Regions from separate parts of the Mus musculus genome. Here all the other regions are linked to region 1. A link is a loop called in an ENCODE intact Hi-C map of the cell type or tissue named here. Cell type or tissue: heart. All regions are shown on one strand. Each heading gives the region's core, and the rest is flanking DNA. Links, peaks and the distances in the headings are about the cores only.

What was found. Hi-C counts contacts between places; a loop is a spot of excess contacts. Peaks named below come from ENCODE experiments on the same cell type or tissue, not always from the same donor. Only the 100,000 strongest peaks of a DNase experiment are listed, where the experiment ranks them.
Region 2: a loop joins it to region 1, with 2.9 times the contacts of the local background. A loop is called at or near these places in 2 of 42 quality-filtered maps.
Region 3: it touches region 1 in a loop (2.4-fold over the local background); 3 of 42 quality-filtered maps call a loop at or near these places.
Region 4: a loop joins it to region 1, with 8 times the contacts of the local background. A loop is called at or near these places in 11 of 42 quality-filtered maps.
Region 5: it touches region 1 in a loop (5-fold over the local background); 5 of 42 quality-filtered maps call a loop at or near these places.

Annotation. Positions count from the first base shown.
Region 1 is chr2:156,342,090-156,348,207 of GRCm38, reverse strand. The region is part of intron 8 of Cnbd2 (cyclic nucleotide binding domain containing 2); the gene reads right to left. It also overlaps the pseudogene Gm14253. Among named protein-coding and RNA genes, the nearest start is that of Scand1, 32 kb to the right of the region's middle. In heart, for the core only: CTCF peaks have their summits at 3,147 and 3,348; no DNase peak of the experiment used is centred there; H3K27ac peaks cover 647 bases.
Region 2 is chr2:156,495,015-156,501,132 of GRCm38, reverse strand. It overlaps Epb41l1 (erythrocyte membrane protein band 4.1 like 1), which reads right to left. Exons shown (of 25, transcript NM_001368800.1): 4 at 6,012-6,118; 5 at 5,169-5,273; 6 at 4,605-4,647; 7 at 1,471-1,546. Gm33977 (a long non-coding RNA gene) reads left to right here and starts at 2,340. Exons shown (of 3, transcript XR_375167.4): 1 at 2,340-2,735. In heart, for the core only: a CTCF peak has its summit at 2,987 (motif pointing right); no DNase peak of the experiment used is centred there; H3K27ac peaks cover 1,920 bases; H3K27me3 peaks cover 655 bases.
Region 3 is chr2:156,703,013-156,709,130 of GRCm38, reverse strand. It overlaps Dlgap4 (DLG associated protein 4), which reads right to left. Exons shown (of 13, transcript NM_146128.6): 4 at 4,477-4,721; 5 at 3,161-3,275; 6 at 2,003-2,053. It overlaps Gm34111 (a long non-coding RNA gene), which reads left to right and starts at 1,130. Exons shown (of 2, transcript XR_375168.1): 1 at 1,130-1,161. In heart, for the core only: no CTCF peak of the experiment used is centred there; a DNase peak (open chromatin) is centred at 3,420; H3K27me3 peaks cover 2,650 bases.
Region 4 is chr2:156,512,772-156,518,889 of GRCm38, reverse strand. It overlaps Epb41l1 (erythrocyte membrane protein band 4.1 like 1), which reads right to left. Exons shown (of 25, transcript NM_001368800.1): 15 at 4,680-4,862. Among named protein-coding and RNA genes, the nearest start is that of Gm33977, 17 kb to the right of the region's middle. In heart, for the core only: a CTCF peak has its summit at 2,902; a DNase peak (open chromatin) is centred at 2,919; H3K27me3 peaks cover 380 bases.
Region 5 is chr2:156,457,939-156,464,056 of GRCm38, reverse strand. The region is part of intron 2 of Epb41l1 (erythrocyte membrane protein band 4.1 like 1); the gene reads right to left. Among named protein-coding and RNA genes, the nearest start is that of Gm33977, 38 kb to the left of the region's middle. In heart, for the core only: a CTCF peak has its summit at 3,371; no DNase peak of the experiment used is centred there; H3K27ac peaks cover 565 bases; H3K27me3 peaks cover 336 bases.

The DNA.
Region 1 (6,118 bases), core at 556-5,555:
TTTTGGATTTAATAGCTCTTGGGTCTGAGAATTTGCAATATATATATATATATATATATATATACATACATACATACATACATACAGGTCTACAGAGTGAGTTCTAGGACAACCAGGGCTACACAGAGAAACCCTGTCTTGAAAAAACAAAAACAGGGGTCCTTCCGGCGTCGCCTGAGTGAATTGATCCGGGAGTTGAAGAGGGCTCCAAAGGTGGGAAGTGAAGTCCGTGCCTCAGTTGCCGATTGCTGTTCTTCTTTGTGTACCAGTCTTTATCACATACACATAAAAAAGGGAAGAAATTCGGCAGTGAATGAAGATTCCTCTGCATTTTAGCATTGCTTTTTCTACTGTAGTTGGCTTTTGAATGAGGATGACAATGGAAGAGATGAAGAATGAAGCTGAGATCACTTCCATGGTTTCTATGCCTCTCTATGCAGTCATGTATCCTGTGTTTAATGAGCTAGAACGAGTAAATTTGTCTGCAGCTCAGACTCTGAGAGCCGCTTTCATTAAGGCTGAAAAGGAAAATCCAGGCCTCACACAAGACATCATTATGAAAATATTAGAGAAAAAAAGTGTAGAAGTTAACTTCACTGAGTCCCTCCTTCGTATGGCAGCTGATGACGTAGAAGAGTACATGATTGAGCGGCCAGAGCCAGAATTCCAGGACCTAAATGAAAAGGCACGGGCACTTAAACAGATTCTCAGTAAGATTCCCGATGAGATCAATGACAGAGTGAGGTTTCTGCAGACAATCAAGGATATAGCTAGTGCAATAAAAGAACTACTTGATACAGTGAATAATGTCTTCAAAAAATATCAGTACCAGAACCGCAGGGCACTTGAACACCAAAAGAAAGAATTTGTAAAATACTCCAAAAGTTTCAGTGACACTCTAAAGACTTATTTTAAAGATGGCAAGGCAATAAATGTGTTCATAAGTGCCAACCGGCTAATTCATCAAACCAACTTGATACTTCAGACCTTCAAAACTGTGGCCTGAAAGTTGTATATGTTAAGAGATGTACTTCTCAGTGGCAGTATTAAACTGCATTTATCTGTAAATTTTAAAGTTTGACTGTATAAATTATCAGTCCCTCCCGAGGGACCTAATCCAGGATGTTGAATGGGATTATTGCCATCTTACACCATATTTTTGTAAAATGTAGCTTAATCATAATCTCACACTGAAGATTTTGCATCACTTTTGCTATTATCATTCTTTTAAGAATTATAAGCCAAAAGAATTTACGCCTTAATGTGTCATTATATAACATTCCTTACAAGAACTGTAAATATTGGTGTTTGTTTCTGACATTTTAACTTGAAAGTGATATGCTGCAAGATAATGTATTTAACAATATTTGGTGGCAAATATTCAATAAATAGTTTACATCTGTTAAACATTTCTTTACTTGAAAAAAGATGCATATATATATGTGTGTGTGTATATATGATCAGAAGACCAAGACAACTTGGTATAATGTTAAAGATCTTCTAATGGGAGCTTACTAGCAGTTTATCAAAAAATAAAGGAACGAGAATTCCAAAAACAAAAAAAAAGAAAAGAAAAGAAAAGAAAAAACAAAAACAAAAAAAAACCCAAAACCAAAACCAAAAAAAAAAAAAACAAAAACAAAAAAACAGACCTATGATTCTGGCTGGAAGGTGGGGTAGGCATAGGTGGAACTGGGTGGCTTTAGGACAGTACAGTTATTATATATCACACTAGGTTGATACTTGCCAATACCCATAGGCTGTCCAACACCAGGAGGGTGTCCTGGAATGCGCTATATAGCCCAGGCTGGCCTCAGTTTTGAATCAATCTTCTGATGTCAGTGTCTCAGGTGCTTGGACTGCAAGAGCACAGACATACACCACTGCACCTGGATGAGACTCTGATTTATTGGGGTTTTTTGTTTTTGTTTTTGTTTTGTTTTGTTTTGTTTTGTTTTGTTTTGTTTTGTTTTGTTTTTTGAGGCCATGTCTCATAGCCAACGATGACTCCCAACTCCCTAGATAGCTAAGGATGACGCTGAACCCCTGTGTCTACCTCCGGATGGTAGGATTACATAGAGCGGCCACTGTACCTGACAGAACTTGTGTCTCATGAGCTCCCAACTATGGCTGCCGGCTGGGCTGGGCCCTGTTTAGAAGCCCTGGGGTGGCAGATGAACATTAACCAAGGATGCTTTAAAAAAAGTTATTTTTTTAAAAGACTTATTATTTTTTGATTGCACACAGATGCACTTGTGCAAAGGTGTGTGTGTGTGAGTGTGTGTGTGTTTGTGTGTGAATTCAGTTGCCATCTGAGGCTAGAAGAATGTATCACATACCCTGGAGCTGGAGTTACAGGTGGTTGGTAGCCTTCATAAGAACAGTACATGTTCTTAATAGCCGAACCATCTCTCTAACACACCTTCTGTTTTTTTTTTTTTTTTTTTCTTTTTTTGGTTTTTCGAGGCAGGGTTTCTCTGTGTAGCCCTGGCTGTCCTGGAACTCACTCTATAGACCAGGCTGGCCTCGAACTCAGAAATCTGCCTGCCTCTGCCTCCCGAGTGCTGGGATTAAAGGCGTGCACCACCATGCCCGGCTCACACACCTTCTTTAAAATTAAAAAAAAAAAAAAGATTTTGAACATTAAACTATTGCAAGACTTTTTGAATGAGTGGTCCCATTTTTTGTTTGTTTGTTTTTGTTTTGTTTTGTTTTGTTTTGTTTTAACCAGACAGGGTTTCTCTGTGTAGACCTGGCTATCCTGAAACTCACTCTGTAGACCAGGCTGAACTCAGAGTTCTGCCTGCCTCTGCCTCCCGAGTGCCTGAGATTAAAGGCGTGTGCCACCACGCCCGGCCGTGAGTGGTCCCATTTTACAGATGAATAATGGAGGTGAGAACAGAATGAAAGCCATTCCAGTGGCCCTGGGTGGTCCTGTAACCTCAGCCTTCCAAGCCTGAGGCAGAGAACATGAAGTTTAGCATAGTCAGTCCCCCGAACCTGTAGAGTCCGGAAGCCAATCATTTCAATTCCTGCTCTTGCAGCAAAGGTGCTGGGGCTCTTTGGGTCCCACTGGTGGATGTGCTGGTTCCCACAGGCTGGGAAGTGCTGGTTAGCTGCTTGTTTACTGTGGGCAAGGGCTGTGAGAGTGGCTTCCTCCTTCGCCTGAGTATCGGGCATTTGCAGTTCAGAATCTGCCTCGGCAGCTTTCCCCACCCCTCCAGCCCTCCACCAATCTGCTACCTACTTAACTAACAGGCCTGAGATAAATCCCCTTTTGCTCTGGTGATAGCCAGCCTTAATCCCTTTGGGAGAGGGGCCTGGCCCGGGAAGAACAACACTCCCCCCAGTGGTGCTGATAAGTTTAACAATGGAGAAACGTGCACTTTCCCCAGGCACACAAATGTTACCACATAAGGGGTGCATTAGGCCCCCGCATGGGGCATAGGAATTCTCAACAGTGGAGACAGGAGGATGAAGAGTTCAAGGCCACCTTGGGCTACAAATAGATGCCCTGTCTCCAAAATAAGACTGGCAGATGTTAGAAAATGTATAATTAATATAAACTATCTTTTAAGGGGGCATGGGGGTGTATCTCAGTGGTAAATACACCCGTGGTTCAATCCTTGGCATGACAAAAATAGGGGGTGCCAACACTACTCATATTGAATAAAATACGCACACTTATTAGAAATTCCCTAGTGAGTTTTAAAAAAATCCCAAAAGCCATCTCTCAGTCTCACATGAGGCTTCCTCTTGAGAGGGCCTCATGCCACAGCATGGATGTGGAGGCCAGAGGACAGCTTGGGATTGGTTCTCAACATCCACCGTGTCAATGAATCCCAGGGATTGAACTCAGGTCATCAGGCTTGGCGGCAAGCTCCTTTGCTCACTGAATCATATTGCTGGCCCCAAGATCCTTTTTGTATTTGATTTTTTCCTCATAGAACACCATGGCCCCAGGTTACTGAAGGCACGAATCATTTTTTAGATTTTAGGCAAGAGAACTTTCCAAGCTCAGGAATTCCTGGTTTGTCCCACCGGCCTGGTTTTTTTTTTGTTTGTTTGTTTTTTGTTTTTTGTTTGTTTTTCGGGTTTTTTTGTTTGTTTGTTTTGTTTTTGAGGCAGTGTTTCTCTGTGTAGCCCTGGCTGTCCTGGAACTCACTTTGTAGACCAGGCTGGCCTCAAACTCAGAAATCCGCCTGCCTCTGCCTTCGGAGTGCTGGGATTAAAGGCGTGCGCCACCACACCCGGCCCACCGGCCTGTTTTGACCTCCCCCTATTGATCTCCAAAAGATCTGGTTCATTTGTCTCCTCTCACACTCTCTGCCCTGTCGAGCAAGCGTTTTCCTACCGGGTCTTCAGAGGATGACCACTTGGTATGCAGCAGACACTTGAAATAGTATGCATTTAATTAGTATTCATTAAGTGTCCTGTCCCGCCCTTTTCTTAATCACTCCACTGGTGGGAGGGGTCTCTGTCATTTCCATTTGATGTTTGTGAAGTCACAACGGAATGGAAATGTTTTCTGGAGTCCCTTTCCCAAATCTGTCTGTTGTTACATCATGGCTGCAGCTCAGAAGCGGAGGGGAGTGGGGGAGGAAGTGTCAGTTGCGATCCAGTTATACTTCCAATTTACAGTGAGCTCCTGGGGGTCTCACCCTCCCTCATCCTGATTTTCTAGTCCCCATTGAGATGAGCTTTTATGTCTTTTCCTGCTCCAAAGGCAGGCTCAGGGAGCACTCCTCCCAGAGGCAAGCAACCGCACTTGGTCCCCTATCCTGCGGTGACACTGTCTGCTTGAGGACGACAAATGGGTTGGTTTCATGTTGTGGCACTGCAGCATACTGAGGCTCTCTGTCACTATCTTCCACAGTAAACTCAAGGCTCGGACAGGAAGTCAGTGCACGGCGTGCGGTTGGTTCCACAAAATGAATCTGGCCAGTTTTGGGCCTCTGCTCTTGACTGAGAAAGCCTCTAGAGTTGCCTGCAGGAGTTACATGAATCCCAAAGAGCTCCCATTGTTATCCCGTGTCTCCTATATGAGTGTTCTAAAATATCTTTACATGTGATTATTATCAACAAAGTTATAAGTTAAACAACAAAAAAAAGTATTGTGTTACCAACTCATAAAATGGCTGATATGTAACACTCAGCTGGGGATGCCCACACAAGCCAATTCCAGAGCATGTCAGTCCTGTGTATACCTTGGATCTACGGGTCTCATCTTCCTCTCGGCTCCTTCAGGAAGTTCCTTCAAAGCCTCCAGCCTTGCAGCAGTCCTCCCAGTCCCTGGAAACCACTTATAAATATCCCTGGCACTTGGCATTGTCAGCTTTGACTATGCTGCAGGTCCAGTGGACGAGACGGAGAAAATGAGCCTTCCCCATCTTTGCCTCCGTTCATACCCTGGACCAGCATAAGGTTGGCCAAAATGCACCAAATGTCTTTGGTGATGTGCAGTGTAAGGAACTGGCCGGTCAACTTCAGTCCCAGTTCTCTAGAAGAGCTTTGGAGTCAGACAGAGCTGGGTTGAACCTTGCCCCCTCCCTTCCACTCCATGACCGTAGACAGCCATATTCTTGTACCTTGGTTATTCTCTGTCAGAAGAGAGCGAGTGCCCTACCAACCTCTGGGAGGCTAGTGTGAGGCCAAAATGAGACGGGAGTTGTGAAACCTAAACGAACTCATCTGTGGTTATAGCTACCCATAGTCTTCCTAAGTGTGAATATTAACTGGGAAGCTTTAGAAGCGCACAGATCGTAAGCCTGAAGTTGTGCACCTTTCTGAGTACCACGAATCTATTTCTTGCCACCCTTTTCTGTCATGCCTGGGACATGAGCCATGACCAGTGTGTCCATGGCATATGCACCGTCTACCTGGGAGGCCTGTTAAATCCCTCAGTTAACAGCTCCACTGTGCAAACATCAGGTGACTGTTTTACCTCACAGTGGCCCCAGAACACACAAATTGTGGTTTATTTTGTGATAGAAATACAATTTCTATAAATTTCATCTTAGGCTATTAGAAAAAAAAAGGTGAGGATATGGTTCTTCCGTATTTAACAGCTGCTTTATGATGACTTAGTCTCCTGCTGTGTCTAAGTTATGAAGCTGAA
Region 2 (6,118 bases), core at 767-5,766, 150 kb before region 1:
AGGGGCTAATGAGGCCAAGGCCTGGGACCTGCTCTATTTCAGAAACATCTGTTGTCTCTCCCAAGGCCAGAGGCAGCATCTTGAAACTTGGTATCCTGTCTAACCAGTGGCTATGAGCCTTTAACAGTGGACTCGTTATCCAGGCCTGGTGGTACAGGCCTAGAACTTCAGGCTAAGGAGGCTGAGGCAAGAGGATCCGAAGTTCAAAGCCAGCCCAGGAAGCTTACTGAGACTGTTTCAGAATGTCTTAAGAAGTGGCACTGGGAAGATGCTCAGAGGTTAGGAGTATACACGGCTGCTCCAGAGGACCTGTGCTCTGTTCCCATGACCCATGCAGGGTCATTCACAATTGCCTGAAATGCTAGACCCAGGAGATCTGACACCTACTTCTAGCCTTTACAGGCACCTACACACACCTCACACTGACACCTAAGTATTAGTAAAATAAGACTAAAATAATTAATTTTTTAAATAAAAAGAGGGCCGGAGATATAGCTTGTATACAGTGCTTGTCTAAAATGCACAAGGCCCTGGGTCCAATCCCTAGCACCCCAACAAAAGAGAACAGAGAGGAAAGAAAAGGGCCCAGTGGGAGTGAGCCAGGGCAGCTTAGCGGCTCCTCCCACTGCGAAAAGCTCCAAGTCCTCCGTTTACTTTGAGAGTGCAAGGCCCACGGTGTGAATGGTGCCAGACCAAGACATCATGTGAATGCTGAGGCCCTGTCTCTGACAGGACGTAAAGACAGGGGGCTTCTTCCTGTCCTGCTTTCCAGAGGCAGGGTGAGCCCATGCATGCTCCACCCAGAGGGACGCTCGGTCCTCACTGCCAATTCTCAGGCCACTTGAACCTCTGTGGCCCAAACTCACCGCAGTAGCCGAGGCAGCCTCCATGGGGCTCGTGTGTTCCCTCTCACCTCCACATGCCTGATCTGCACAAGAGGACATCTAACTGCCACATGCCAAGCCTGTCACCCCTCCTTCTCAACACACACACTGGCGCTCCACCCAGAACATCAGACCTGCCAGGTCGCCTGGCCCAGGGAGGGTTCCCACTGGATTTACAAAAAGTTCATATTGGCTGTCAAGATTTAAAATGTATGGCTTTTCAAACATAAATATCTACAATATTTAACTTCACTCAGCTTTCAGGCCCAGTCCCCACAGGTTAGAGAGTTCTCAGAGCCTGACAGCAACCATCTTAGTTGATGGCTTTGGAATTGCTTTTCTTATGGCTTCCTTGGACTGGACTCAAGGTGCCAGGCTTGTGGACAAGAGCCTTTATCTGATGAACCATTCTGTCAGTCACACGGCATTTAGATACATCTGTCCTTCTAAAGGCACACGGATCCCAGGGACCCCTCTGCATTCGCTACTCTAACACATACAGCCTTTGTCTCCCGGGGCCAGCATGCCTGGCCCCGCTCACAGTTCCACAGGACCAGCACACTACCCCTCTCCTCACAGTCCTCACCTTGTGATGTCTTCTGTCAGCTGAGCTGGGTCAGGAGGGTAGAACTTGACTGTGAAGGCAAAGTTCCAGGGGCTACCTAAGAGGGAAAGGCAGGAGACATCAGAGAGGACTCATCAACGTCTAGATGCCCTAGCCTGTGAGCAATCTCTCATGGATTTCCTGCTCCTGGAACATCATTTCCATTTGATAGACAGGGAAACTGAGGCCCAGGCTAACAGACTTGGGAGTAGGCCAGTGAGGTGGCTCAGTGGGGAAAAGTGCCTGTCACCCAGGCTTGATGACCTGAGTTCAGTCTCCGGAACCCACAGTGAAAAGAGAAACTCCTGGAGCATCCTCTGACCTTCGTGTGTGTGTGTGTGTGTGTGTGTGTGTGTGCGTGCGCGTGCGTGTGCACGCGCGTGCGAGCGTGCATGCTGCGTTAATAATGGGAAAGAAGATAAAAAGAAACCCCTTCACCAAAGCACTGTTAGCAGATGAGAACATGGAGACCCAGGCAACATCATCACCCTAAGAGTGCGGTTTTTGCTGATTGGATGGTTGGCTAATTTTGTTGCTGTTCTGTTTTGCCGCAGGTTTTCTTTTCAGCACTCAGGACCAAACCAGGGCCTTGAGCCTGCCAGGCAAGTACTCTGCCGGGAAGCTGCCTTCCCACCTCTACTTCCTTTCCACAGACAAAGATTCTAAAGACCAGTCAGCTAATTGGTTACAGAGAGCAGGTTTCCAAACTCTGGTCACCTGACCCCAGAGCTCAGTCACAAAGACTCCTTAGAAAAGGCCTCCAGGGACACAGGCTCTGACTCAGGAAGGACGGCAGTGACAGCAAAGAGTACAGAGCCAGTGTACACTGAGTGTACCCGGGCAGGTGCTGCTGTGTCTGTCGTATATATGACACTTCATTTCCTCCTCAGAGCAAGCCCAAAGCTCTGCTACCACCACCCCACTTTACAGTGAGGAGACTGAGACACAGGACAGTTCTGAAATGCACACGGCAGCTATGCCTGGTCATGTCTAAGTGTGTGTCACTTTCCTGTCACTCCAGCTGAGGCCGGAAGGGCTAGTCCACTTGCTGAGAAGAAGCAGAGCCTCAGAGGCATGGCTCAAGGTGTCTTAGGTGACAGGCAACGAGGCTTGAGGGAAGGATAGCTACCTCAGAAGCCCTGGATACCAGGGCTCATGAAGCCACCACCATCAAGGGTGAGGGGAAGTGACCAGCTACAGAAAGGAGGCAAAACTGCTCCCCTGGGGTACCAAAGGACAGGACTGGGGTGAGTAGGTGGCCATTTCAGAGATGGGCACAGAGGCATAGCTCTAATAGAGGAGGGGTGTGTGTGTGTGTGTGTGTGTGTTGACCTTGTTCATGGATTATGGAGATCAGAGGTTGATGTGGGACGTCTTCCTTTGTCTACCTTTCTATCTCGCTATTATTATTTTTGAAGATTTATTTGGTTTTTATTCGACACATAAAAGAGTTTTGCCTGTGTATCAAGTGCGCCATGTGCATGCAGTGCATGCAGATGCCAGAAGAGGGCACCAGATTCCCCCCTGGAACTAGAGTTACAGCTGGTGTGTGCTGGGCAGCTTCCCCAGGTCCTGTGCAAGAGCAGCAAGTGCTTTTAACCACTGACCTGTCTCTCCAGCACTACTTACTCTTGACAGGGTCATACAAATGCACAATGTATCTTGATCACACGCATCCCCACTCCCCCTCACAGCCTACATACTTCCCTCTCACCCTTAAGTCCTCCCTCTTTTCCTTAGACACAGACTCCAGTTAGTGCCCCTTGAATTGCATGAGTGCTGGCTCACCCACTTTCAGCTAATTCTCTGATACTACTTCCTCACTGACCTCGCAGCTTATCACTGTGGCTAGACTGGCTGGACAGCAAGCCCTGGAACCCACCATGTTACAAATGTGTGCGGTCCTACTAGCTTTACCACAGGGCTGAGAATCTGAGCTTGGGGCCACATGCTTAAGCAGCAAGCACTTTACCTATTAAGGCAATTCCCCTGTCCTCTAGAGTAGGCACTTCTAAGGATGGAGGCTACAGGGTGAGAAGGCCGTGGCTTGAGCTGTCACAGGACCATGTCCATGTGTCAAGACAGGTGGGCAGGACCTCCAGGCTTGCTCTGGGCAGTGACCCTAGGGCACTGTCACTGGGCCGGCCTGCCTCTCTTTTCCAGGCTACTAGTCTTTATTAACTCTACACACTTGGCTGCCTGCATCCGTTCCAATTCTTTCAAAGCATGAAAGGCTGGCCTCCCAGCAGGGCTGGCACTACTAGAAGACAACCTAAAATTCAGACCTAAAAGCCTGCTGACCTACAGAAACATGCTTTGCCTATGTGCCTGCCTCTTTGTCTCCAACTGTCAGGAATCTACAGGAAAAGCTCCTCAAGTCCCGTCCTGTAGAGTCAGCTGGCTTCCAAGGGCCAGCTACCTGCTGTCATAGCAACAGACTCAGCTACAGCTTCTCAGCCAGGAGACCAGGGAGTCCAACCCTGAAGAGGCCAAGCATATCCAAGGTGTGGGGCCTGGGATGGAGGCCCCAGGTCTCCACCTACTGCAGGTCCATTTGCTAAGGCTACCCACCTCCTCCCTCCACTATTTGAAAGCCTTCTCACCCTTCCCAACACGCTCCTTCTCTTGGGGCCAGAAAAGACAGGCTGCCAACCTGCTCATCTCCCTCCTCCAGAGGCATTGAAACGAGAACAAGACAAAAGCCAGGGCTCAAGATGGGCTGAGCCAGCACTTGGCTCTGTGACCTTGTGTAAGTAGCTGCCACTCTATGGACCTGAGTGGAGGGCTGTTAGTTACTCCACAGTCCCTGGACAGAAGGCTAACTGTATCCAGGTCATCTGTTTGTCCCCTCTTTCTGGAAGACTCCGCAGGGCTGATTTCCTGGATGCATTTAAGGTTTCTTTACTAATCTGCTGTGTGGCTCTCACCATTGCTTCTATTCTCTGGGCCTCAGACTTATAACCTCTAACGTAATTCTACATCGTTCCTGTACTGCCTTCACTTAGACCAGCCATGAATGGCAGAGGAGACCCAGGAGCACATCCCAAAGTCGGTGGGAGCACTGGAGCCAGCCCTGCCCACCCATCCTCACACGCCAACCACAAGCAAACACTCACTCCGGATCTGCTTCTTGATTTCCTTGGAGGGGTCCAGCCAATTCTGGAAGAGAATAGATTTGTCCTTTAGAAGCAAGATGCAGGAGTGGGCAGGGTGGAACTAGGAGAGACGACTATCCAGAAGTAGCCAGCCACAGACTCTCATGGGGACATCCTTGCCTGGATCCATTTACCTGGCATTAGGGAATGAGGCCTGGATTCCCAGCAGGGTTTGGACATGGTACTGGGGCTGGGCTTGCCCTAAGATGGCCACAGTGACCAAGTATTGTGGCTGTAACTAGCAGGAAAGACAGGCAGCACCCCCTCGGGTGGGAAGAAGACACTGGATAGGGACCGCTCTGTTATTCAGGGAGCCCTTGCATCTACATCATAGCTCTCCCACTACACATTTGGGAATTCCTTAGAAAAGACTAGGGGCAGGGGCCAGAGACCTGTGAGCGGTTAGGGCTGCTAACTTAGAAACAGGAGATGCCTACTGAAAGTCTGTGGGAAGCTGGAGGCTATGGTCAGGACTGCAGAATTCTCCCTGCCCACCCGCCACACCCTGCCTCCCCAGCTGGGCACCTTCTGGCTGTCAGCATCACAGTAGGTCAGACCGAAGTAGTCCTTCTCCAGGAGGTTAAGGTGCTCACAGACCAGGTCAAACAGCACCTGGCCCCGGCCGTGCTTCTGAGGGAGAAAGAAGAGTTTTTGTGAGGCCGGTGGACCTGTTGTTGGGGCTGGGAGCTGACCCAGGTCCCAGTGCACACAGGAAGAGTTCCCACAAGCCTCCCCTCAGCAGGGCAGGACCTCAGCACTCCTGCCACAGGCTCCCCTCTCTGGGTCTATAATGCCCACTGCATCTAGGTCTCTCTTACAAGCCCTGCCAGGGTCTTCCTAGACTATGGACCTGCCTGAAAGCATGCTGGAGATTTCTGCTTAACAGAAACCAAGAGAAGCAGCTGAAAACCAAAGTTCTATGACTTGTGGGAGAAAAAGAGAAGATGCCCTCAAAAGATGCGAGCCAGAGCCAGGGGATGGGAGTGGGGGTTGCAGGAGATAGAGTGGAACTAGGAATCACAGTGGGATTATTTTGTGGTCAACCCTGCATATCAGTTCTTAAATGGGGACATTTTTACCAAGGCACGGATACCCCGAGACACCTTTTCCTGATGCCAGTCCGTGCTGAGTCTTAATTTGGTCTGCAATAGTAATGACCCTTTCTGGACCTCGGTGTCACCATCTGTACCAGGGAGTACCAGGCCAAGCCATCACTCCGGACATCACAGTGGGTCCTCCTGTGGTTTGGCTTGGACTCAGGACACACAGGAGCTAGCCTGGCGCTGGGGCCAGCCAGCCTGGGCCAGGGCATATGGTACTGGGGCCAGCCGGCCTGGGGCAGGGCATATGGCGCTGGGCGTCCCCTACCTCCACTTCACACTCATACTCAGAAGCATCGAGCAGGGTGACGCGGCATATGGCACTCTTGAACTTCTTGGCAATCTTCTGAGGTGACTTCTGGGCCTTACTGGGCG
Region 3 (6,118 bases), core at 464-5,463, 360 kb before region 1:
CATAATGTTACCTTTGAAAGCTGAAAACTAAGGAATTTTTGAGTCTCTGTGACTGCCCAGGGCAACAAGGTCTTGCTTTGGGTCCGCACCATAGGAACAGAGCTCTGAAGCAGACCGCCCAGGTTTCAACTGTGGGCCCATTGTCTCCCTTACAGTATGAATGTGGGCAAATCATCTACTCTGTGCCTCAGTTTTCCATCTATAAAATGGGGCTGATAACAGTATTAATTTCAAAGTGCCATCAAAACTAAATGAGGGCTGGGTATAGTTGCCCATCTCGGAGCTTGGGATGTAGAGGCAGGGGGATCAGGATCTTAAGGCTGCATAGGAAGGTTAAGGCCAGTCTGGGATATGAGACCCTGTCTCCAAACAAAACCAAGATCACACAAGTGAACTCATCACCTGGTCACAACGGAGTCCAGGAAAGACTCACTGGTCACACACACCTGATAATGCAGGAAGCTGTGTGCAATGAACAAGTACTTATAAATGTTTGTGCAGACACCTCCCAAACTGATAGGAGGTGTCAGGTAGTCCGTGTGCGTCTCCCTGAGGGCTTCCTATGCACAGGTGCTTCTGTGCTTGTTAATGTCAACATGTTTCCATACACCCATGGGAGCTGCAGGATAGAGATCTGCCTGGCCTACAGGGCACTCCTTACAGAGTAAACGCACCGTTCTGCAACATGGGGAGGGGCACAGCAATACCATGGTGGGAATTAGGAGACAGCCAGCACTAGCTTTGCCACCCTGTGTTCTGTGCCTTGGGAGACATGCCCACCCCTGACCAAGATGAAAGGCTGGGTTCTGGGTACATTTCTGTTGAGGTTTGGTCTGTTGCTGTGTATTGTAACCCCCCAGTAACTGTCGAAGCCAAAGAAAATAACCATGGTCTGAGTCTCATTCATTCCTAAGCTAGACAGGGGATGTGATGGTTTGAGTATGCTTGGTCCAGGGGGTGGCACTATTTGGAGGGGTAGTCTTGTTGGAGGAAGTGTGTCACTGTGGGCATGGGCTTTAAGACCCTCCTCCTAATCATGTGGGAGCCAGTCTTCTCTTTGCAGCCTTCAGATGAAGATGTAGACTCTCAGCTCCTCCTATACCATGCCTGCCTGGATGCTGCCATGATCCTGCCTGGATGATGGACTGAACCTCTGAATCTGTAAGCCAGCCCCAATTAAATGTTGTCTGTATGAGTTGCCTTGGTCATGGTGTCTGTTCACAGCAGTAAAACCCTAACTGAGATCGGGGGGGGGGGGTAAGTTTAAATTGGGTCAACTGCACATTTCCTGCCCCTTTTCTGGCCTTGGAGCTGAGAGGCGAGGGCCCACTCCAGGCACGGGTGTCCAGAAGAAGTATAATTCAGACAGACACAGAGACAGCCACAGCCACACTGGCATCACACTACCAACTTTTATAGAGTTAAAAGCTTCCATATTCACGCCAACACCCCACATCCTTAAAGGGTCACTGGGACTCTGGAAAGAGGAAAACCCAGGGACCTGAACCTGTTAGAGAATGTCTCCAAGCCTCTAACCTGTCTAAACAGAAGCCTTCCTGGTCTCACGCAGGGAGAGAGAGGCAGAGGGTGGGTGGGTGGTTCCTCAGGGAGACAGTCCATCACCATTCTCACTGCAAACCAGCTTGGGTGCGACAGACCAACCAGTTCCCCTGGCCTGACTCGGGGAGGCAGGAGACCTCATGGTTCTCCTCCACTGCCCTGCTTCTGCTCCACTGCCCTGCAGCGACTTCTTGTCCATCCACAGAGCCTCACTGTGCTTTCCAGTTGTAAGAACAAAGTAAGACACAGTGAAGCGATAGCTCAGGTCAGGACATGATGATGTCACCTCACCTCCATCCTCACGCGGGGATGGGGGTGGGCTGCTGGCTAACACAGCTCTGCTTGGACTGAACCCAGGCTGAGTACCTGGACCCCTCCTCTGAAGGCTTAGGACCCAGCCCTGTACTCTGGTTTGGGGATCAACACTGGCGAACATACTGACCTGTTGATCATGGCCAAACAACTGGGGGATCAGGGAAGCCTGTCCAAAAACCTGTAGGAGAGAGAGGGTGCAGTTTACAGGAGGGCCAGGCCTAGTGCAGGCTACTCAGGATGCTTCCTTACCCTGGATGGATTCTGTTTTGAAGGAGTTTTGCCTGGCTTCCTCAGGGACGGAAGCTCCTTCCAGGGCTGGCGGTATGGAGGACATGTCCTCTGCACCCTTCCTGACACACGGGTGCTTTGCCTACTTCTTTTCTCTTGGGCTGGCAGCCCAGTCAGAAACACAGGTCAGAGACGGTACCCAGGACCACCTTTTCCTGGACAGTAGGCAACTTTAGGGTCACCTATGGCAGCTTGAGACAGTCAACCTTTTAGGGGTAAAATTTTGGGGAAAGGAACCCTGGATTAGATGGGAACTTGGGCTGGAAAAGGAACAGTGGGTGAAGTCTGTGGGGGGACCCCCAACACGGCAGATTCCAGATGCCTTTCTGTATAAGGGCAAAGACATTCTGGGTACCTGGGGCAGGCAGGGATGGAGATAGAGTATGTGAAGGACAGCTATGGAGATGGAGGCACACAGAAGACCTGTGGAAAATGTAGTGAACAAGGGGAGAAAAGGGCAGAGAGGGAGCGAGGGAAGAAGGGAGGGTGGGAGAGAGAGAGACAGACAGAGAGAGAGAGAGAGACAGAGAGAGAAAAGAAGGAGGAGGAGGAGGAAGAGGAGGAAGGGAGGGAAGGAGACAGAGACACTGACTGACTGACTGACTGACTGACTGACTGACTGGAGGGGACAGACACAGTAAGACAGGAGAGAGCTGGTGAGATGGGTGAGCCTACACATGACACGTCTACTGAGAAAACACCTAATGAGCCTCTGCCTGCCCAGATGATGAACCTACAGGGAGCACGAGTGTGTAGGGAAACCCTGGCCTCAGGAGGAAGCATGGCACAGGCATCAGTGAGCTAATCTGATTCCAGGGACCAGGGAGTGGTAGGTTAACGGGGGCCTGGGAGCAGCATCAGGGACTGCTGTATGCAGGGTGACCAGGAAACGCCTCTCAGAGGGAACATCTGAGACGTGGAGGCAGCAGCTGAACAGAGCTCTGGACAGACAGCGATGCACCGCACCGATCCCTCTGTCCCCCCCAGTCACCCTCACCTGGCTGATACAGCTGGAGTCATTGAGGCTGTCACTGATGGGGTTGTAGTCGTCTTCCCAGCTGGGGCACTTGGAAGGCAGCAGCATGTCCACTGAATCCAAGCGGTCCAAACTCCTGGCAGGGAAAGGGGTAGACAGGGCTCAGCCTGGGAACCGAGGCCAGGATGGAGAAGACTGTCCAAGACTATTCAACTGCTGAGGGCAAGTGGAAGCGCTGCCAGCCTGGGCAAGGTGGGGGGCTCCAAGCAAAGGGAGAACTTCCACCTTTGGGAGACCTAATAAAATAAATCAGTGGCAGACAGCCTTCGCCTGTCATGCCCACTGTGGCCTCAAGGTGGCAGCATATGCTTGCATTTGCCTGTTTTAAACTGGAGGCCATGCAACCTAGTCAGCCGCTTACAAAACTGAAAATCAGAGGTAATTCCAGAGACTAGACAGAGGTGGGTTGAGGCCAATAGCCTTGGTATTTACTGGAAAATGCCCGAAGGTCCTCAGGGGCCACTGTGACATCCAGATACGGACCTGCTGCTTGCCCTGAGGACCTAGTTTCTCAGTCTTTCTCATATTACCTACCCCTGGACCTCCCCAGCCTTATTCTAGGTCAGTTTGGGCTCCTGATATAGGGCTTGGATTAGCCTCCAGCTTTCTGTAGAGTGCCTAGCGAGTCACCACCTCTTGCTCCCACTTCATGGTCCTTATTTACGGAATGGGGGTGACACATTGCTAGCCCTCGGGTAAGGACTTCAGGCTGCAGATGCAGGCCAAGCACAGTAGCCAGCAAGGCCAGGGTCAACGGACAGCAATCATTACCATTACTCTCACCTGTCATGAAGGGTAACGGACCCTGGGGCAACTCACCTATGCACATGGCTCCTGCGGCAGAATTTAGCTAAACCAGTTCCCCAAATTACCACTATGAGCAGGGCTTAACTGTAAGTGGGCTGTTTGGGAGACAAGTTGTTAGCAGGCAGGGCTAACCTAAGCATGAGAAAACTCTTATAGGGGGATAGTCACTAGGACTTGCATGAGAGCCGAGAAACAGGGTCCATCAGCAGGCCAGGGTTCTGCTAGGGTGGCCAAAGTGAAGGAAGGCGAGGCTCCCGAGACACAGGGCATGCAGTGTGAGGCTCACCTAAGGGACACAGCTGATCTAAGGTTAGGACTGCAAGTTCTGAGACCTTCCTCGGGTGGAAATACTGTCAGGACAGGCTCCCATTAAGTTAAAGTGGTGGCTTTTACAGGGTTCAACTCAAGGGGCGTGACGTACACGAAGGGGTGGGGCTCTAGCGGGGCTGTCATTCTAGACTGGAACTCACCGTCGAGGGTTGCTCTGCTCTCCCAGGGACTGCTGCGTAGCCCTCAGGTAGCTCTGACGCCGCGCTGCAGTCTTGGGTGAAGGTTTGGGGCTACCACCCCCAGACTCATCACTGTCTTCATCGCCCATGGCCTTGATATAGCTGCCACTGCGCATGCGCCGGCACGGGATGGGCCCCTCAGCGGTGCTATCCATGTCTCGAGGGGATAGCAGCGTGGTGCTCCACTCTCCCCCTCCGCCGGGCACCTGGAATATCCGAAGACAGGGATTCAGATGGGACCTAGCAGCCAGCCAGGTTTCCAGCCAGTCACTCAGAGAATAGAGTCTCGCAGACCCCTCCATTTTCACTTTGAGCCTTCTCTGCTGGCTTTTTGTCCTTGATCACCCAGCATCAGCAAGCCCTGGGCCAGGAAGATTACCTGAGTTCTAGAGGCCTCTTTGTCACAGCTTGAGTGCCTGGCCTTACCCAAGTCCATTTCCTTTCAAGCTGGGTTCGTTCCAGCCAAACTCCCCACTCCTGTGATCACTGTGGTTTCTCTGCAGCTACACTTACCCGGCACTCCTTGTGCCCCATCTCCTCTCATGACACTCCAGGGGATGGAACAGGAGCCCATAGTGAGAGGGTTCCAAAGGAAAGAACTCTCCCACAAACAGACCCCAAGATCTGGAACCTGAGCCTGGATCTACAATGGCCATTAGAGGTCCCTGGATGGGGATCAGAGACCCCCCCTAGTACATCAACGTGTTGCCCCAGAATCCACGATCTTTGTTCTAGACCCATCCGTGACAGAGGGGAGTGCTGTGCACAGCTGGTCATCCTGTTCCAAGTGGCTCTTCCACGTCTGTCACTGTCAGCTGCTCTGGGGTAGTAGGATGTGCAGTCTACACTCCCGTCTCTCGACTCACTCTTGGATACATGGTCACGTTGGGCACATCGTGGCATTTACATGCTTCAGAAGCTGGACCCATGTCCTGTGTGCATCTCAGCACACTGGAGCAGGCACACGCCTGGCCTGCTCTCCCATGCTCTTCAGCAGGCACTCCCAGCATGCTTCACACCTTCTCAAGGACACACTAGGGGCCTCATCATACCCTTCCAACAGAGATGACCCACGTGGAATGCCCCTGCGCCGCCACTGCGCCTGGGCACTAACACTACGTCATAAGACTGCCACCACACAGGGGGAAGCTGCTCTCTTCCCAAAGAATGCAGGTCTGCAGGTTTCTGGGCACACAAGCCCTCCATCGGGGATTCAAGCACATACTCCCTGATCAGTATGACGGGATGGTACCACACCCTTCTTGTACCTTTGATACTTGTGGCTACCTCCTGTTGAGGACCTACTCCTCAAACTCAGCCTTCCCTCACACCCCAGCCGACCAGCTAGTCACCAGGACCTATGACTTCTCCCTCCCAGGTCACCAGCTGGTCCATCCCTCAGCGAAGGGGACCCTGAGCATCTCTGCTCAGACCTTGTGGCCAGCCCACTGCTCACTCTATTCAGCAGGCAGCACAAGCCCCCAGAGCCCAGAGTCCTCTCCTGGTGTCTGGAAAGCATTTCCTACATCAGACCCAGCCACACTGAGTGGAGAGAGTGCAGGCCACACACTTCCCTTAAATGTCTAAACTAAGGTAGCAAACA
Region 4 (6,118 bases), core at 495-5,494, 170 kb before region 1:
GCACACTTGGCTCAGACCCCACAAGGCACTGTCCTTGTTTCTTTTTTTTTTCTTATTTTATTTTTATTAGATATTTTCTTTATATACATTTCAAATGCTATCCCGAAAGTCCCCTATACCCTACTGTCCTTGTTTCTAAGAGCATCTCCCGACACCAGAGCATCTCCCGACACCATGTCCCTAACGCTGGGATGCTGCTGCCTCACTGTCTCACTGCTCTCAGGAGACGACACTGAGTGGTTTGTTTTTATTTTTACATGAAGAAGACTTCAGGGAGAGTTGCAGGCTGTATTCTCCCTTGTCTGGAGCTTGCTCATCTCCTTCCTACATTCACAGCAAACTCACGTCTGCTACAGAAGTTTTCTCTGTGGGAGGAATAGCGTCTATATCCTCAGAAGCCACACCGACAGATGGGGCACAGAGGCTACATGAAGGATGTTTTCCTATCAGTAGACTCCCACGGCCAACAGATTATGGGATGTAGGGATCCAGACCCAGCATCCACACAGGGCCACAGAAAACCCCAAGAGCCTTTGACCTGGTGCTCATCTGGACCCAGAAGCAATGCCCTCCTCACTTAGAAGGCTTGCCTCTCTACAAACTCAAGGATGCTTTTGGAAGGAAGACATGTACTTTTGCCAATGTCCGATGAGTTTAGATGGCTGGAAGGAGAGAAAAGAAGGAGACTGTGCCCTAACCCATAGACTATAATCAGGCTTCTAAACACAGACAAGAGCTCAGGGCAAGTCACGGTCAAGGGTCAAGACACCTAATCCCAAGCTTAATGTTAGTTAGAGCCTGCATCCGGAAAGGATCATGCCTTTGCCCCCTTGGAACTAGAGGGAACCAGTTTTTCTGTCTTCTGGGAGTAGCAGCAATCCTGTCCTTACTGGTACATAATGGATGAGGGAGGGGCTGGCCCTTCGTGGATCCCTGGGGTGGGGACACTTGCCATTTATAAGACAGGGACAATGTGGACCACCTTTGCTATCCTCTCCACAGCAGAGTCTGGCCTGTTCCCCACAACCCCAGGGAAAGGGTTTTCTTAAGATCCTGGAGGGTAGACAGGGATGGGCTGGAGGCCCAGGGGCAAGGGGTGTGGGAGAGTGAAGACAGTAACCTCAGGAGACGCTGCGAGGCTTTTCTGAGTGAACACTTCCAAGCCTGCTGCTGTTCCAGGGACCAAGTCCTGCTGAGAAGTGTCGTGGATCCTCTGGGCCTGCAGGGGAGGCCCAGGCCAGAGGAAAAGGAGAGAGAGAGAGAGAGAGAGAGAGAGAGAGAGAGAGAGAGAGAGAGAGAGAGAGAGAGAGAGCGAGCAGGAGAGACACACATAGTCTGTAAATAGTCCAGCTTTGTAAGCCCCATATTAACATGTTAGTTCATAGGGTCAGTCAGGAAGGAGCCATTCTGAGGGAAAAGACAGATAACAACAGCAAGGCAATCCTGTGCCTTCTGGCCAGAACCCCATTCTCACTAACACTTGAGGGAGTTTAGAATACCATCATTAGACTCTGACTTCAAGCCTGCCGGAGGTGTCATGGCTCAGGCTATGATTCGAACTTATAGTGGGGGTCACAGTCATATTTTTTAAAAGTTGTCTTTGAGAAGCTGAGGAGATGCCATAATTAGTAAAATCCTCAGACAGGCAGGAGGATTTGGGTTCAGATCCCCAGAACCTATGAAAAAAAGCCAGGTGTGGTCCCAGCTCTGGGGAGGAGGTGCCAGGCAGATGCCCGGAGCTCACTGGCCAGCCAGCCTAGTTGAATCAGTGAGCTCCGAGTTCCATGAGAGGCTTATCTCAAAAAATAAAGTAGAGGAGCTGGTGAGATGGCTCAATGGGTGACAGTGCTGTTGCCAAGCCTGAAAGCCAAAGTTCAATCCCCAGGGCCCCAGGGACGAAGGAGAGACTCTGCAAAGTTGTCCTCTGACCGCCATACATACCCCACACAGACACATGCATGCACACATACACACACACACATACATACATACATACACATACACACACAAACATACATACATACCCCACACAGACACATGCACTGCATGCATACACACACACACATACACACATACACACACTGTAGATAAACACATACATATACATACACACACAAACATACATACATACACACACTGTAGATAAACACATACATATACATACACACACAAACATACATACATACACACACTGTAGATAAACACACACATAAATAAAGATGATTTTAAAAATGGTAGAGAGTGACTAAGGAAGATGCCCCCCCCACAGAGGTGTGCCTAGTAATGCACACACACACACCACTACCCCCCTACACACACAGAGGTGTGCACAGTGCTACACACATCCACACCACCACCACCACCCCTTAATTGGCTTTCAAACTACCTGGGTTTGACCAATGGGAACAGTTCAAGTTCCTGCTGCTTTTCCCCTTGGCTTGGGTGGGACCCAGCAAGCTTAGAGATGTCTCTGGGAGTTCTGGTGGCATGTCCTTGCAGGGTCCTCTAGAGAGCCATATTGGGCCAGGGATCCAGTCACCTTCAGCAGTGTCCCATAACTGTCAACACTTCTTAGGGGACACTGAACTCCCACCTTCATTGTTCAGTTAGCCTTGCCAATGACCTCCCAATGGGATGACACTCTGGTCCCCTTTAAGATCACCTATGCAACGAGACTCACAGAGGTAACATCACCTACCGGAGGACAGAGTGAAGTTCTTGTCTATGACTCCTCCCTATTTTGCAAATCCTCAAGAACCCATAAATGCCAAGGCCCTAAAAGCCAGCTCTAAATGGTCCATAACTCCAAGGTGGGCTCCTGTACTCCTCATGAGTACCGACTACAGTTTTCAGGGCTAAGGAGGTGGTGGCTGGAACCGGTCCCTCTGTCAGCAGTTCCAGTTGTCACCAGCAGGTGGGGCACACCCCTTAACTCTGGTCCTAGCTCACCAACATTCATTCTGCCCATTCTTTCTCTGCGGGCATCTCACCCTTTGGGTAGCTTCTCCATCACACTTCAGTTGCATCCAGGCCAAGACCTAGCCCGTCTCAGGAATGTTAGAAGTCACCCTGTCCAAGTCTTTCCCGAGGGAATGAGCGGTCTAGAGGAGAGTGCTGTGCACCAGTCTGAGTCTTGGTTGTGCTGGGACCTCAGAAGCCCTCAGAAAAGGGGCTGGTCTAATCTACAGCCTGGGGACCATGTGCATCCTGGGTAACTACAAATGTCAATCAAGACATGCATATTTGACAACACGGTGTCATAATGTTTAAGTCTGTCACCTCTGCTAGTAGGTGCAGAAACTTGCCTCCTTTCTAGAGTATCAGGCTTCAAGGCCCCCAAAGCAACCCTGACTGTGTGATATTGATATTGGCAGCTATGGAATCCCAGCTGGGTTAGTTTTATGCCTCACAAGAAAGCTCTCTGTTATCTGGTGAGCTCAGACCATGGCGGGTACCAGTTCAATCAAACGCTCTATGAACTAAATCATGACTGCATCACCAATTTTCAAAGCACTGGAGAGAAAGCAGGTACACAGCTGGCTCTTCGCCCGCTCTGCACACGATCTGGCCTTGCCTCAAGCCAGCTGTGAATTAAAGACAAGCAAGCACAATGACTCATGGAACACAGCAAACGCATCTTTCGTGCCGAGTTGGTCTTTGTCTCTCTGGATCTCAGTAAAAGGCAGTCTTTAAACAGAGGGTTCCCAGCGTCCTTCCAGCTTTGATTTGGAGTTCTGCAAGGCACAGTCCTGGGACTCCATAAGGAAGACCAAGTTTTCCATATCAGGCAACACAGTGGCCATGCGGTCCCTCTCCGGGCATTATTTCATCTGACCTTTGTAAACATCCTTATTCACCTAACAGGGCCTTGGAGAGATTAAGTAACAAGCTCAGAGCCCTCAGCCCTCAGGTAATGGAACCAGGAGCTTAAGTCTAGAACACGATCAATCTGGTGAGCGGTGAGCGGCAGCTTGAGCGAGAAGACGAATACATTGAAATGGGTAAATCCTGCCAGGATTCCACAAGTGCCGATACAATAACTTGGGGTATAGATATGGGATTTCCCCAAAGCCTGTCTTCATCTTTCTCAATTAAGAAAATAGCCCCCTGATTTCCACCCTGGAGGCAGGACACACAGGGTCCTGAGACAGTCTCAGGAGCGTTGGGTTTGTGCAGTGGACTTACCACCTTGGTGAGACTTGAGGATCCTCCCAAGAGGGACCGTGTTCTCCCTGCACTCTCACATAAGCCCCCAAGGGTCTGGCTCCTGGGTAGAGCTTCCAGGATTCTTAAAGTTGAATTTGCAAGAGACTTGCCTGGGGCACTTGTTTAAAAGGCTGGTTCCCTGGAACTCTGATTCAGTGGGTCCCACAGGGGGTCTCGGAGTTTCTAGCAAGCACCCTTTCCCCAGTTTCCTTTGCTTGACTGAAGGGGAACACAAACAAGCTACCATGCATTTTTTGGAGTTTTTCATGTTTTAAGATGGTCCATGGGACTCAGGGGTTAGTGGGTTTGACTTTCTCAGCCTAACCTGCCTCCCCATCCCTCATGTCTGTAAGCAACTAGGAGACACATTATTTGTGTGGAGGATAAATGTAAATATGTACTTAGCCCCTGCCCCACCCAACTCTGTGTCTCTTTACTCACAGTCCCATCAAGGGCCACAGCATGGTACCTACCTCACTGGCTTTTTCCGGGGTGCCCTTGGGGGAGGGGGAGGCAGGCGACGAGGGCAGCCTGCGCTCCCGATCCCAGTCTCGATCCCGGTGGATCAGTTTGCTGTTGGGCTCCTTCAGGGTCCTCTTGAGTTCATTGATGCTGGCCTGGTGCTTCAACAAGACATCCTCTGGCTTGTCCAGGAACTAGGCATGAGAGAAGAGGGAGAGGTATAAGATGACCTACTGTGGGCAGAAGACACAGGAAGACTGGGATCACCACCCTCCACTACCCCTCCCTACACTGTCCCCCTCATAACAGTCCCAGGAGTCAAGGAAGCAAAGACAATGAACTCCACGGGGTGTCCTGACCAGGGGCATGGGGTGACTGGATGGTGTCGTGCCCTCTCTTCCCCTGCCTCCCTTACCCAAGAACATTCAACTCCACGGAGCCCTCAAGTCTCGGTGAGCACCCATTGTGTTCTGAGCACAGACAGAGTCAGGCACAGACTTTCCTGTTTATGATCCAGGCACAGCAGGCTGTGTGTTCCAAGGTGAGACGTCCCTGCTCTGTTCACTGAGCCGCACTGGCTCGCTGGCTTCCCGGAACCCTCTTGAATCGTGGCTCCTACCTCTGGTCAAGACTAGGATCACTTAATAGTGTGCTCAGTCTGGGCTCCCTTGAGCCCCCATCCAACCGCTCAGGCTCCATGGAGGCATGGGAGAAAAAAGTGCCTAAGCTGGATCACTTAGAAAACTGGGCCCCGTTCCCTTACTCAGGACCAGAGAAAGATCGTGCAGCACTGCCTGCCGTGAGCTGCTGCCTTCTCTATCCCAGAACCTTTCGGATGCCTTCTGAGTACTGACTCTCTAAGAGTAGGAGAAGTCAGACACCGTCAGAGAGACCAGGAAGCTAGGGTGGAAGTGAAGCTTTTGTGGGGGCGAGAAACCTGAGACTAGGAAGAAGAGAGGTGAGTTTCAAGGCCTAGCACACGAAGAAGTCAGGTAGAGCTGGAGTGCCCGGTGTGTACGAGTTCATGCCAGTGTTACAGATGGAGCAGTGTGCTTGGGCCCTGGGAGGATGAGCCACAGACAGCTGCCCATGCTGGCCATCTGCTTGGGACATCATCTGGGACAGAGAGAAGTGGGCGGGGAGCCTAGGGGCTATCTGTAAGGCTATTTGAGAGGAGCCACCTGGGAGATAATCTTGCTCTTGGGTAAGGCTGGAATCTTCCCTTGGACTCAGCTCTGGCATCTAAGAATCTCTATAGTTGCTTTCAAACCTTCTCAGGAAGAAAGCCAATCCAACCGAGGCTTCTGCCACCCCCCCCCCAGGCACCTGCTTGGACCTCGGCCCTCTCTCCCTCCCTCCCTCCCTCCCTCCCTCCCTCCCACCCTCCCTCCCTCCCTCTCTCTCGGGCTAAGCTGGCCACAGACAGTGTCCGTCGGAGAGGTCAAACTCA
Region 5 (6,118 bases), core at 811-5,810, 120 kb before region 1:
TGAAGAGCTAATATGTTGCTAAGTGGTCATGGCTAACATACAGTTAAACATGGTGTCAACGTTCCCACCCAAGAACTGGGATCACAAACCTGAACCATCACATTCAACTAGAAAATCATTTCGGGCCGGAGAGATGGCTCATTGGTTAAGTGTGGGTGCTGTTCTTCCAGAGGACCTGAGTTCAGCCCCCAGCCCCCACATCAGGCAGCTCAACAACTGGAAACTCCAGCTCTAGGGGATCCAGTGGTCCCTCCTGGCATCTGTGGGTACACACGCACACACACTAAATCATATGTGCATGTATATGTGTGTGTACATATATATATATATATATTATATATATATATATTGTCTATGTGTATATATATATATTGTCTATGTGCAAACATTATGCGTGTGTGGAGACCAGGTCTCTCAATGGCCTGAGAATTCCTAATAGACTAGACTGGTTGGCCAGCAAGCCCCAAGGATCTCTGGGCCTTCAGTGCTGGAATTACAGGCACATGTCACCACACCTAGCTTTAGAAACAACAACAACAACAACAACAAACATGGCTCTGGGACCAAACTCTGCTCCTCCTGCCTTCTGTTTGCTTGGTTGGTTTCTTGGTTTGGTTTGATTTTTAAGACAAGGTTTTTCTGTGTAGCCCTGGCCATCCTGGAACTGGCTCTGTAGCCCAAGCAGACCTTGAACGGAAAGAAACGTACTTCTGCCTCTGCCTTCCAAGTGCTGGGATCAAGGGCTTGCGTGTAGCATCACCACCTGGCACTTGTGTTTTAAATACATAACTTTGTAATGTTTCCAGAGCTTGTTGTTTGGTTTTTTTTTTCATCCCAATGGGATCATTTCATTTTGCTTGTTTGGGGTTTTTTTATTCTGTGACATACATGTGGACAAATACTATTTATATTAGTAGGACTGCACCATCATCTCTAGCCACTCACACTAAGCTTCTGGCTAGAGCTATTCAAAGTCCTTCCTGGAATCTCAACAGAGCCCCTGATGCAGCCCCTCTCTGCTTTTGAACTTTGCTGCCCTTCTCAGCCACTCCCTGGAGTGTTACTAGCTGAGAGCCCAGCTAGCAGGTCCCCATCATCTTCTAACACAGGAACATGCTGGAAGTCCGCTCCAGGCTCCACACCCATGAATCCAGCCTGGTTAGAGGGACTCCAGTTCCTTCGCTGTACAGCAAAGGAAAAAAAATCAATGATAAGAAATGCTGGCATGATGCCAAAGCCACGTCTGCACTTGCTCTTGCTCCCTGTAGGTCACATCTGAAACCACGTCGTGCAGTGGATAGGGCCCATCCTGCAGATGAAGAAGCTGACAGGGGCCCAGCAAGCACAGCAGCCACATAACTTTCCAGAGCCACACAATGAATCGGGACACCAATGCTGGTCTGATTTTGACATGCAGCAAGCAGGAAGAACTGAACAGCTTGTCCTGGTCTACAGAAAGAGTCGGGTTCTCCAGAGTCTCTGCTCCGACCTCTCCTCCCTTCCTGGCAAGGATCCCAATAGCTGCACCACCATCTCCTTCCAGAACCCCACAAAAGTCCATCTGGGGTCACATGCCCTGCATCCCTACATCAACCCACCATCATCCCCTCCCTCTTCTGGCAATGGGTCCTGCTGCCTCCTCGGGTCTCCTAGCAACAAGACATCCCGCAGTGTCGCTGCTCACCACCTCTGGGCTCTTCCAGCTGGGCCTGTCCCTCTCATGGGGGTCACTGTACCCTCAGGGGGCAGATGGAAGCAAAGCAAAGAGGCGGAGCCAGCCTGCGTGGCCCCCATGCTGGGCCTGCTCCCAGCATCCACATTGGGGGCATGGGCTCTGGCTGTGGCGACCTTTTCTTGAGCCTACAACTAAATGCTGACTGTGACATAAAATGGAGCCAAATCCTAGGGTTTCAATTCTAGTGGACTCCAACTTATTTTTGTACTTTTAAAACACATGGATTCTTCCTACTAGAATTTTAATATTCAAAGCAGCAATAAAAAGCATTAGTGGCAATAGACCTGGGGCTATAGACCAATGGTGGAGTACTTGTCTAGAGGCGCAAGATCTCAGGTTTGATCCCTAGAAACACACACACACCAACACCAAACAAGCATCAACAACAAGAGTTCCAGGACAGCCAGGGCTATACAGAGAAACCCTGTCTCAGAAAAACCAAAAGAAAAAAGAAAGAAAAGAAAACTCTTAAAAATGCATTAGCTAGGGCTGGAATGTAGCCCGATTGGCAGAGAGCTTGCCTACCATGCTTGAAGGCCTGGGTTCAAGGCTAGCATACACCAAGCATAGTGTGCATACTCATAATCCCAGCCTTTAGAAGGCGAAGGCAAGAGGATCAGAAGTTCAAGGGCATCCTTGCTATAAGCAAGTTCCAAGGCAGCCTGCGGTACAGGAAGCCCAGTCTCCAGATAAAACAAACCCCAGACAGCTACAGCCACACCTACGAAGTAAGCACTTCTATTTCTATACCCATTTTATAGACAATAAAACTGATCACTAACTTGCCTGAAGATGTTCAGCTCTGTGAATCTGAACAACTGTGTCTGACACCAGAGTACATGTTCTTGCCATTGGCTCTCTTGGAAAATCAACCGGCCCTCGCCTCTTAATGCAATGGTGGGAGAAGAAATGTGTACTCAGTCTCTGTGTGGGTTTACTGAGCATCTACGGAGTGAGCTATGAGTGCAGGAAAGCCCAGCTTCCATGCCATTGGCTAGAAGTGCTGCGTATGGTGGCTTCTCATAAATCATTATGCTGTTCTCTCTACTTTTCTATACATTTGGAATTCTCCACAATAAAAAGAAAAAAAAAGATGCCAGCCAGCCTGCAAATTTTAAGGCTGTCTCATATGAGCGGAAATCCACAAAAATCACCCAAACTTTGGGATATTCTGCTCTGACAGTTTTGAAAGTCAGAGAAGGGCAAGTGTTGTGGAATATTTCTACAGATTTTTCAAGAGAAAAATCTTATGTTGTTGCCAAGAATCTGAGAGCTAGGAGAACCCCAATCAGGTGGGCTGAACCCTCCCCCGACTCTTCATAGGAGTACAGTGTCCCAGGCCCCAAGGGGCTGGTTCTTTGACGATCTACAAGCTGGTGGCCACATGATGTGGTAGGAGATCCCGGCAGCCACTGTGAATCTGGAGGTCTATGATTAGAAAGCAAATTACAGGCCTTGCTCTGTCGGTTTCCAGCACACAAAACCGTCCTGGCAGTCAAAGGGCTTTCACGAAAGTTGTTCAGGGTTTCCAGTGAACGTGAACACAGGAAAGGCAGGAAAATGGTGGGGATGTGAGCGGGGAAAGAGAAACAGCACCACCGAGGCAGAAAATTGCCCAGACAGGTGGAGCTGAGGCCGCAGGGAGGCAGCAGTTCGCGACAATTAAAAGCAGGCTTGGGCAGCAGCCAGCTCTCAACTCTGCCTCAAGGCTTCCGAGCTGTTCGGCTTTGAGCAAATAAGCAATCTCTCTGAGCTTTCATTTGTCAGCCATAAACTGGGGATGATTTTATCTGCTGTACCCGGTTGATAAAGAGCGAGAACGGGACAGCATATATCAAATATCTGACCTAGTTCCCACCACATTATTGATAAGACACAAGAAACTCCGGCTTTTAAATAAGTACCAATGGGGCAGGGGAGATGGCTCAGTTGGTCAAGCACTTGCCTTAAAAGTATGAGGGACTGAATTCGGATCCCTAAAACCCACATAAAAAGCTGGGGACACATGCTCTAATCCCAGCAACAGTGAGATGGAGGATGACAGACAGATCCTTGTAAGCATGCTGGTCAGCTAGGCTAGCCAATTCAGTAAAGTCCCAGGGCAACGAGAGATCCTGTCTCAAAAAAAAAAAAGAAAGAAAATGCCAGAGGCTATCCCCTTGCCCTACACAGACACACACACACATACACACTAACATGCACGTGCCCACACCAAATATGCACTTCTGAGTATAAATCCAAAAGAGATTTTAAAAAAACCTCATCAACAAGACAGTTCTATAGCCAGTGCTGCTGCAGTTATTCACAATAGCCAAGAGGTAAGGAAAAGGGTGTCTATTGATAACAAAATGTGGCCCACACAATGAAGTATTATTCTACCTCAGAAGGAACATGAATGACCCTTAAGAACATTATGCTAAGTGAAACAAGCCATTCATAACAAGACAAGTGCTGTGTGATTCCACATACGGGAGGCTGTTAGTCAAATTCATACAGGCAGAAAAGAGAGTGGTAGTTGCCACAGGCTGCAAGAGACGGGGAATCGGGGGTTATTGTTTAATGAATGGAGATTCAGTTTTTCCAAGATAAAGAAGTTCTGGAGAGCCAACAAGGAGGCTCAGCAAGTCAGTCTCATACCTGATGGCCTGAAATTGGTCCCTAGATCCCAATGTTGAAGAGGAGAACCAACCTTCAAAAGCTGTCCTCTGATTTCCAGCATGCCCTGGCACACACACACACACACACACACACACACACACACACACACACACACACATACACACCTGCACTATGACACACAGAAACACACACACACACTCGATAATGATAATAATAATAACACCAACAATCATGGATGGATGGATGGATGGATGGATAGATGGATGGATGGATGGTAGTGGCTGGAACACAATGAGATCATCCTTAACATTATTAAACTGTTCGCTTAAAAAACGTAAGGGTTACCCTGGGCTGTTGTGACACACATCTTTAATCCCAGCACTTGGGAGGCAGAGGCAGGCAGATCTCTGAGTATGAGGCTAGTCTGTCTACAGAGTGAGTTCCAGGACAGCCAGGGCTACACAAAGAATCCCTGTCTTGAGAAAACAAAACAAACAAACAAACATACAACCAGCCCACAGATGTACACACACACACACACACACACACACACACACACACACACACACACGGTAAATTTTAGGATATGTGTATTTTGCCTCAATTTAAAGAAAAAACGTAGTGTTACATAGAGAAATATGAACAAGAAGAAAAGACTAAAAACCAAAGATAGAATGAGTGTGACACCATAGTAATGCTGAGATACATCCAGGCATAGTGGCACATGCCTTAAATACCAACAGGCAGATGGAGCTCTGTGAGTTCAAGGTTATCCTTGTCTATACAGCAAGTTTCTGACCAGACAGGGCTACACAGTGAGACCCTGTCTTAAAAATCAAAAGACAAAAAGAGAGACACACATCACATAGTCTGAAAATTAAGCCACTTCACCTCCTTAGCTACAGGGGCTTCCAGTTTATCATGTCATCCCTATGGCTTATGGGATCAAGTTTAAGTTTACATGGTCAAGAGTTTAATTACCCAGCAAGCCTAATAATTCTGTATAGTAGCTATAAAGAATGGGTAAATGCCGGACAGTGGTTACGTATTTAATCCCAACATTCAGGAGGAAGAGACAACCAGATATCCAAGTTCAAGGCCAGCCTGGTTGACAGAGTGAATTCCAGGATAGTCGGAGCTACACAGAGAAACCCTGTCTCAAAGAGAGAGAGACAGACAGACAGACACAGACAGACACAGAGACAAAGAGGGAGATAGAGACAAAGAGAGACAGAGACAGACAGAAAGACAGAGAAAGAAAGGGAGAGGGAACTTTGGGAACAGAGGCCTGGGTTCAAATCTCAGCCCTGCTGATTCCTATCTGAATGGCTCTTCAATTATTTCTATACTAGAATAAAACAATGGAGGCAGGGCTAAGAGCTTGGTTTACAGGATTTATGGTCCAGAGTATTTACTGATGAGAAAAATGAAGGTGCCTGCTACACAGTACTACTGCCTTAAATACTATGGTGGGATATACTGGACTCCTGTCTTATATACTATGGTGGGATATACTGGACTCCTGTCTTATATACTATGGTGGGATATACTGGACTATTGTCTTAAATTCTGTGGTGGGATATACTAGACTACTGTCTTAAATACTACAGTGGGATATACTGGACTACTGTCTTCAATGCTATGATGGGATATACTAAACTACTGCCCTATATATTATGGTGGGATATACTAGACTAGGGTTTAGTTGATGGACTGGTGTGATGTTGGGGCTTGAACTCAGAGCCTCACACAAGTTACATGAAG